2 separate regions of the Homo sapiens genome follow, and region 1 is linked to region 2. A link is an interaction called in ENCODE POLR2A ChIA-PET data of the cell type or tissue named here. Cell type or tissue: OCI-LY7. All regions are shown on one strand.

Evidence for each region. Peaks named below come from ENCODE experiments on the same cell type or tissue, not always from the same donor. Only the 100,000 strongest peaks of a DNase experiment are listed, where the experiment ranks them.
Region 1: POLR2A ChIA-PET joins it to region 2 with 8 read pairs; 2 of 35 experiments call an interaction of 5 or more read pairs at or near these places.

Annotation. Positions count from the first base shown.
Region 1 is chr5:78,370,614-78,374,613 of GRCh38, reverse strand. All of the region lies in intron 1 of SCAMP1 (secretory carrier membrane protein 1), which reads right to left. Among named protein-coding and RNA genes, the nearest start is that of SCAMP1, 12 kb to the right of the region's middle. In OCI-LY7, no CTCF peak of the experiment used is centred here; no DNase peak of the experiment used is centred here.
Region 2 is chr5:78,731,344-78,735,343 of GRCh38, reverse strand. The region is part of intron 3 of LOC124900191 (a long non-coding RNA gene); the gene reads left to right. Among named protein-coding and RNA genes, the nearest start is that of LHFPL2, 85 kb to the right of the region's middle. In OCI-LY7, no CTCF peak of the experiment used is centred here; DNase peaks (open chromatin) are centred at 2,393 and 2,776; H3K4me3 peaks cover 850 bases; H3K27ac peaks cover 3,295 bases.

The DNA of each region.
Region 1 (4,000 bases), 360 kb after region 2:
CAGATAATTAATAATAAATGTAATGAACCTAAATAATATAGAAAACAAGAAATTCTAGTTTCTTAGCTTACAGCCAAAATGACATTGAGAGGTCTGGTCCTTTTTTTGTTTCATTTTATATTGCCAGCAGCACTTTTAAGCAATTGCTATGAGAAATTATTTCTCACATTATCCTTACCCTTATTGAAGCAATTCCATGAAACAATTTTATTCCAAGTCCTGTCACTCCTGAGTAAACTTAGAAAAATTAACTTCTGTGTCCGAATTTCCCTACCTATAAAATGAGAGAAGTGAAGTATAACAACACATATGCCTTCTGCCTCAGATTCTGCATTTAGGGGAACTGAGGCTCTAAGATAGTTCAGGCCTCATCTTCTCAGGAAGTTCTGTTTCTGCAATATGAAGAACATGTTATTCTTGTTTTGTTAGCATCAAAGCATTTATCACACATTATATCTCCCAACTAAAGTGTGGATTATTTGACATCAGAAAATTCTCTTTATCTTGTATCCCAAGTGACTATCACAGCATCTGATTTTTGGGAGTTTCATATACGTTACTAAATAACCTACTCTTACTCCATCTTCAATGATGATAATCTCTTGGAGACAATTGAGTTTGGTCCACTTTAATCTCCAATGCAGTCACAGTAATTATATAAAATTTTAAATAACCATAAAGACCTATTAAACTGGCAAGCTCTCCATTTTAAATATAATGGTTGATAAAGACTGAGAATATGTTTTGTTTGTTTTTCAAATTATACCATTAGGTCCACTCAAACTCACTAACCAAAATAACAGAAATTAGATGGTCCACTGGCAAAAGAATTAGATACCAAATGTTATCAGATACCATAGAGGTAAAGGCAGTCCTGCTAGTCCAAATTTCACACTCTATTTTGTAGTACCATATCTGAGCTATAGGAACTACATGAAAACATGTTCTGACTGAACTATAGTCAAAAAAAGATAATATGCCTAAAGATAGAGCAGTGGCAAGAAACCAAATTACGTCTTAAAGCAATCAGTAGGGCAAAGAACTGAACATTTAGAGAATATAAACATGTCTTACATGGATAGTAAATCCTTAAGAAAGATTTAAAAAATAGAGGTGTAATTTTATCCCCATGTGGCAACTTTCCTACATAGCAACTTTCCTACAGCTAGGGATGCTTGTTTTAGGTTGAGTTAGTCAGTCTCTGTGGTTTTATATTGGATGTAGCAAGCCTAAGGTAAGTAGCATATTGCAAAAATGCAAATTAATGTATTCCCAAAGCTTGAAAGTAGTAATACATGCTTTTTCTATTTAATATAAACATTTTTAATGGAAATGTTTATAGCTGAATCTCAGGGGAACTTCACCACCACTTAGAGTTCAGTTCATAAGATAAAGTTCTATAAACTATACATACTGCAGGCAAACATTTCTGTGTTCTTAGCCTGGTGTCAGGGAGATAAGAAGAAGGAGTAAGTGAAATTTGCAGAGGTTTGTATTCCACTAGCAGAGGGGAGAAGGTAAGAAGGTGGGCTCTGGAACCACACTGCTTAAGGTTTGCTTCTCTACCTCCTAGCTAGGTGACCACAGGCAAATTAATTTTTCTAACTTCAGTATTTAGTTATTGTTGTTGTTATGTTTCTTATATTAATAGTTCCAGGAGTTTTCCTTTTGAATCAGAAAAAAAGATGGGAATCTTTTTAAATAACAGATAAAGAAAATAAATAATAATGCAAGATTATCTTTTGTTGCAACATGTAATTATTATTTATTTTACCCCAAGTTGCCTGTATTTTCTAAAGCAGGCTCTGATTTTTTATTAACTTTCAAACTTTTTGGTATTAACATAAATAGAAACAAAAACAAGACATGCAAATTACTAGTTGCCTTACCAAGCTCAGGGATTTTAGAAGCTATTATATATCATGACTTGAAGTGAGGATAACAGTAAGAAGAACTCCTTTTATTGTTATGACAAATCACCTTGTGATGTAGGTTTCATACAAATGTTGGAGAGTTGTGCACTTGCTTGGAGATTTTTGAAAAAGACATCTAATTTTTTTTTTTAATATCTGAGCTATTAGTTTTTAAGGTTATGATTACTTTTCAATGTCATGGTAGGCTAGCAGGGGATGAATCCCTGATATCACAAATGAACCTTCCCCCTCTTTGGGTACATTACTGTAGAGAATGCTTGGGTTTGGTGCTACATACTACAATTGTAAGCACTGGCCTGGGAAGCTTAACCACCATTTAGAATTTGTTTATAAGAAAAAGTGCCAAATGGTGGTAAAATTACACCTAGTTTACCAACTCCTGGCCATGACTGGCCAATACTCCTGATGCTCTTTTCCCATTACCTACCACTTTCACTTGACAGTGCTCTCCATATATCCCAAATTATCATATAAGAATTCTAACCACCATTAGAGGATTTCCACAGATTAAATGGCTGCCGTTAGCATGTATATAACACAGCCACAGCTTATTTCTCTTGAAGAAAGTGAGAACTTAAAGTATTTGTTACGTACAGAATGCTTCTACACTATGCATTGTTTTCACTGTGTTTGAGAAGCAAACATCTTTAATAGCTATATATACTAAATTATTTGCATTCAAATGTTTTGTGTTTTCTTCTACTATCAATCAAGTTATAATTATCAATGTATAACTATCACAAATCCCTCCTTCCTAATTTGATTTCAGCAATACTCAAAATGCATAACGCTTTACACTATACGCATATCCTTTGCTTTAAGAGTTTAAGGGGTTCCAGTGTTTCTGCTTAAATGCAAAAATGTATTATTTAATTCAACTGTATTCTGTAAAATAAATGGAAGTATTTCTTTTAAGGAAGCATTTATTTTTTAAAAAAGGAAACATATCAAGTTGGTAATACTGACAATGTGTTCATAATTACATTCTAAAACCAAGTGTAAAACCTGCTATTAAATTTGTTTTTAAGCATTAAAGTATGCAAAGACTTAGAAGCAGTTGCAAAAGTAGCTCTGGCAATTTTAGAAGCCGGACAAGTTAATATATACTCAGAAAACCTGGTGACTACCAGGTATTTGCAAGGCATTTTTGCATGAAATATGAGGGCTTTTTCAGATAAAATATTTCATCTCCTTTGCAAGAACACAGATTAAGAATACTGAGATTTTTGACAAGTGTGCCAAGATCATTCAATGGGGACTGAACAATCTTTTCAACAAATGGTGCTGGAACAACCATTATAACCACATGCAAAACAATAAAGTTGACCTTACGTCATACCAAATACAAAAATTAACTCAAAATGAATCATAGACCTAAATTCAACAGCTAAAACTATAAAACTCTTTGAAGAAAACATAGGGATAAACCTTCTTTACCTCAGATTTGGCAAAGGATTCTTAGATGTGACACTAAAACACCAACAACAAAAAATAGGTAATTTGAACTTAACACAATTAAAAGCTTTTGTGCTTCAAAAGATGTTATCAAGAAAGTAAAAAGACAACCCAGAAAATGGGAAAAAAAGTCACAAATCACATACCTGATAAAGGTATGTATCCAGGATATATAAAAACTCTTATAACTCAATAATAAAAAAGACAAATAACCCAATCTAAGAATAGCCAAAGGATCTGAACAGACATCAAAGAAAATATGCAAATGTCAATAAGCAAATGAGAAGATTCTCAACATCATTAGTTATCAGCAGACTGCAAATCAAAACCACAAGATACCACTTCACCCCCACTAGGATGACTAGAATAAAAAACAGGTAATAGCAAGTGTTAACAAAGATGTAGAGAAATCTACATACCCATACACTGCTAGCAGGAATATAAAATGGTACAGCCACTTTGGAAAAGGGTCTGGAAGCTCCTCCATGATTAAACAGAGTTACCATATGACTAGGCAATTCCACTTGTAGGTATATATCCCCAAAAGAATTTAAAACAGGTGATCAAACAGAACACTTGTACAGGAATGTTTATAGACACATTATCTGTAA
Region 2 (4,000 bases):
GAAATTTATTTTTTAAGTAAATCTGATTTATTTATTTCTGATTAGATAATATATTCACCTGGCATAAAATTAAGAGGTACTAAAAGCACACAGTGAAACTCTGCCCTCCCACTCTGATCTCTTAGTCTTCTGTTCTCTTCCCCAGGCAATGGATGTAGAAATTTCATTGTGTAACTGCTAAGATAATCTATGCATATTCATGCAATTATGGACAAATATTTTTTTCTTTCTTCTCTTTTGCAATTGCGACTGTGCTATACACACTGCCTTGCACCTTACTTTTTTGTTGTTTTGCATTAAAGTTGGAGATTTATTTTTATATAAACATACAAAGAATAGCTTCATTCTCTTTTAGATGGCACAATAATCTGTGGAATGAAAATTTGCTAAAACGGGCCCATATTTAGGTTGTTTCCAATAATCTCTATTGAAATAGTGCTGTGATAAATAATACTGTACATATGTCACTTTGCATTTGTGTGAGTATATTTGTTGAGAAAATTCTTTCTTTCTTTTTTAAAAAATTTTTTATAGAGATGGGGTTTCCCCATGCTGACCAGGCTGGTCTTGAACTCCTGACCTCAAGCAATCCAACCGCCTTGGCCTCCCAAAGTGCTGGGATTACAGGCATGAATCACCATGCCCAGCCCAAGAAAATTCTAAAAGTGGAATGTCTGGGGAAAGGGCTTATGTATGTGTTATTTTGATTAGATGTTAATAAATCACTAATCTTCAAGGAGGATGTAGCACTTTACTCTACCAGCAGCAAGTTATATGGGTATGTGCATTAGTTACCTATTGGTGCCTAACAAATCACCCCAAAACTTAGTGACTTCAAACAACAATCGTTATTTCTCATCTCTCACAGTTTCCAGATGCAGGGGCGGCTTGGCTGGACTGTTCTGGTTTGGGGTCTCAGAGGAGGTTGCTTTTCAGATGGGTAACTTTGAAGATTTCCTCACATATCTGGTACAGGACTTACACCTCTGGTGCACAGGCCAAAACTCTCAGTGATGGAATCACTGGGACCACTCAGGTATCTCTTTCTATTTCTATTTCTTTGTGGTCTCTCCACATGGTTTCTTCAACTTGGTGACGTCAGGGTAGCCAAACATCTTACATGGGAGCCCAGGGCTCCAGAGAGTACCTGGAAGACAGAAAGAGTGCCAGGTGGAAGCTAGATCCTTTTTATGGTCTAGACTTTAGAAGCATGTCCAGGGCTAGGGGAAGGCAAGAAAGATGCCTGGGGCAAGTGATCGAAGGAGGCATCCTTATAAAAAGACGTGTTTGGATGTCACATAGTATCCCTTCCACGATCCATCCAGTGGGGAGAGTTAACAAGCCCACCCAGGTGTAAGGAGAGGGGACACAAAGGGAGGGAACTCCATCTTGGTGGGAATAGTGTCAGTCACATTGTTATAAAGAGCAAACTGGATATATGCTCAAGGTCTTTTCGCCTTTCCAATCTGATGAGTTAAACATGGCATTTTGTTTGTTTTTGAAAACAAACTTCTTTTTGAAATGTAATTGAATTGTACTTTCAAATCATATTACACATATGAAAATCTATGAACGAGGTGAACATCTTTTCAGTGTTTGCTTCCTCTTTAGCAAATTGTCTCCATAGCCTCTGCCCATTTTTCTATTGGTTTTTAGATCTTTCTCTGTAAGAAAAGTGTGTAGGTGGTTGTGTGTATGTGTGTGCAGAGACAGAGGAAGAGAGAAAGGAAATTAGTCTTTTGTTTGTGATGTGAGCTATAAACATTTTTTCCCATTTATTATCTACCTTTCGACTTTGCTTATGATGGTTTTTCCATGCAAAAAAGTTATTTTTGTGTAGTTAAATTTCTCTTTTCTTTTAGTCTTCTGGATTTTTGTCATACTTGAAAAGGCCTCTCTCACTCTGAAATTATAAAATTTTCCCCATGTTTTCTTCCACTCTGTGTGTGCATGTGTGCACGCATGAACACATGCACGTATATATATGTGTTCGTTTTTTTACATCTTTACCTTTGCTGTATTCAGTATTAATTTTACTCTAAGATATGAGGTAGGGGTGCAAATATCCTTTTTCTTGATGGCTATCTAGTTGATTTGAAATGTTGCCTTTATTATATAAATTACTGAAGTCAACGTTTGTAATTCCATTTCATTCATGTATGTGGGTCTTTATGTGATAGTGCTACAATATTGTAAGAATTGTAGCTGTGAGATGTATTGTCCGGTAGGGCGACTTCCCTTTATTCATTTTTATAATTTTGTTAACTATTCTTTCTACTTTTTAAATGAAAACCATTTATTAAGTTAATTGCATGGTGGTATTACTGGTCATGAAATGTGATTAGGATGAGCGAGCTCACTGGGTGTTTCAGATTTTTCTGAACATAAAAAAAGGGAAATGAAACAGCCAGGCATGAGCGTCTGTAATCCCAGCACTTTGGGCGGTGGAGGCGGGCGGATCATTTGAGGTCAGGAGTTCAAGACCAGCCTGGCCAACATGGTGAAACCCTGTGTCTACTAAAGATACAAAAAAAAATTAGCCAGGTGTGGTGGTGCAAGCCTATAATCCCAGCTACTCAGGAGGCTGAGGCAGGAGAATCACTTGAATCTGGGAGGTGGAGGTTGCAGTGAGCCGAGATAACACCATTGCACTCCAGCCTGGGTGACAGGGCGAGACTCCATCTCGAAAAAAAAAAAAAAAAAAAAAAAAAGAGAAATGAAAGGTTCTCTGGTATCCTAAATAGAGAGAAGCCTGTCATTAGAAGGAAGAAGTTTCCATCTCAAATCTGCAGAATACTCTGGAGGCTTGATCTGAGCCATGATGATACTTGAAGAGAAATAACTTAAATTGGTGGAGATTAATGATGAAAAAAACCCCTAACTTTTAATATGGTTATCTTCCTATATTAATAATTTAGATTTAATGCCAAATCTCCCAAGATAACGGAACCTTTCTTTAATTATTAGAAATCATACATAACTTCCATTTGTTCATCTGTAGTACTATTTCTATATAATTTATGTTTCCCTAAAAGCATGGGAAAGGAGTATGAATGGGGTTCACTCATTAGAAGTTTTATTCACCAATATTGTGTTAGATTTTTCCCTATTTTTCAACAAACAAGTTATTTTGGTGAGTATCTCTTAGAGCCACATTCTTGTTACTTTTCCACTTATGTCTCAAGATTGTAAACACTCACATATCTATGTTCTGACTAATGCACAACAATATTAAAGCACAGGCCTTGGCTCCTGTTGAAACTTTCCTACTGAAGAGATCAAAGGCATGTTGCTATTGTTCCCTCCCATTCTCCTGGGATGCTAGGAGATCCTGCAGAGTCTCTCGAAGGACATGATTTTAAACTGCCTCGAATTTGCAGAGGTTTTGCTATTATTCATTAATAAAAGGTCTCAGGATTTCAGTATTTCTATCAAGTGGAAATCCAAAGCTCAACAGTTCAAGTAAAGCTTGAATAAAAGGCAAATGGAAACTGAAAATCTAAAGACCCCATAGTGGGTTGACTTAGGTTCTCAAGAATATATGCCCAATACCTGTGAATATGACCTTATTTGGAAATAGGGTCTTTGCAGATATTACTAAGATAAGGTTCTCGAGATGAGATCATTCTGCATTTAGAGTGGGCTCTAAATCCAATGACTGGTGTCCTTATAAAATAAAGGAGTGGGAGATTTGACACTCAGAGACACACAGGAGGCAGAGATTGCAGTGGGTGTCAGCAACCCGAGGAACAGTAAAGCTGGCCAGGCAGGCAGCCTCCACAAGCCAGGGAAGAGGCTTGGAAGATGCTGTCCTTCAGAGCCTCCAGAAGGGACCCACCTTGCTGACACTGTGTGCGCTTTAGACTTCTTGCTGTAGGAATACATTACTATTGCTTTAAGCCACCCAGTTTGCAGTAATTTGTTATGGAAGCCACAGGAAGCTAATACAGGCCCTTTTACCCATCAAGGCTTTTGTCTTCAGAGTCCAGCAAAATTGTGA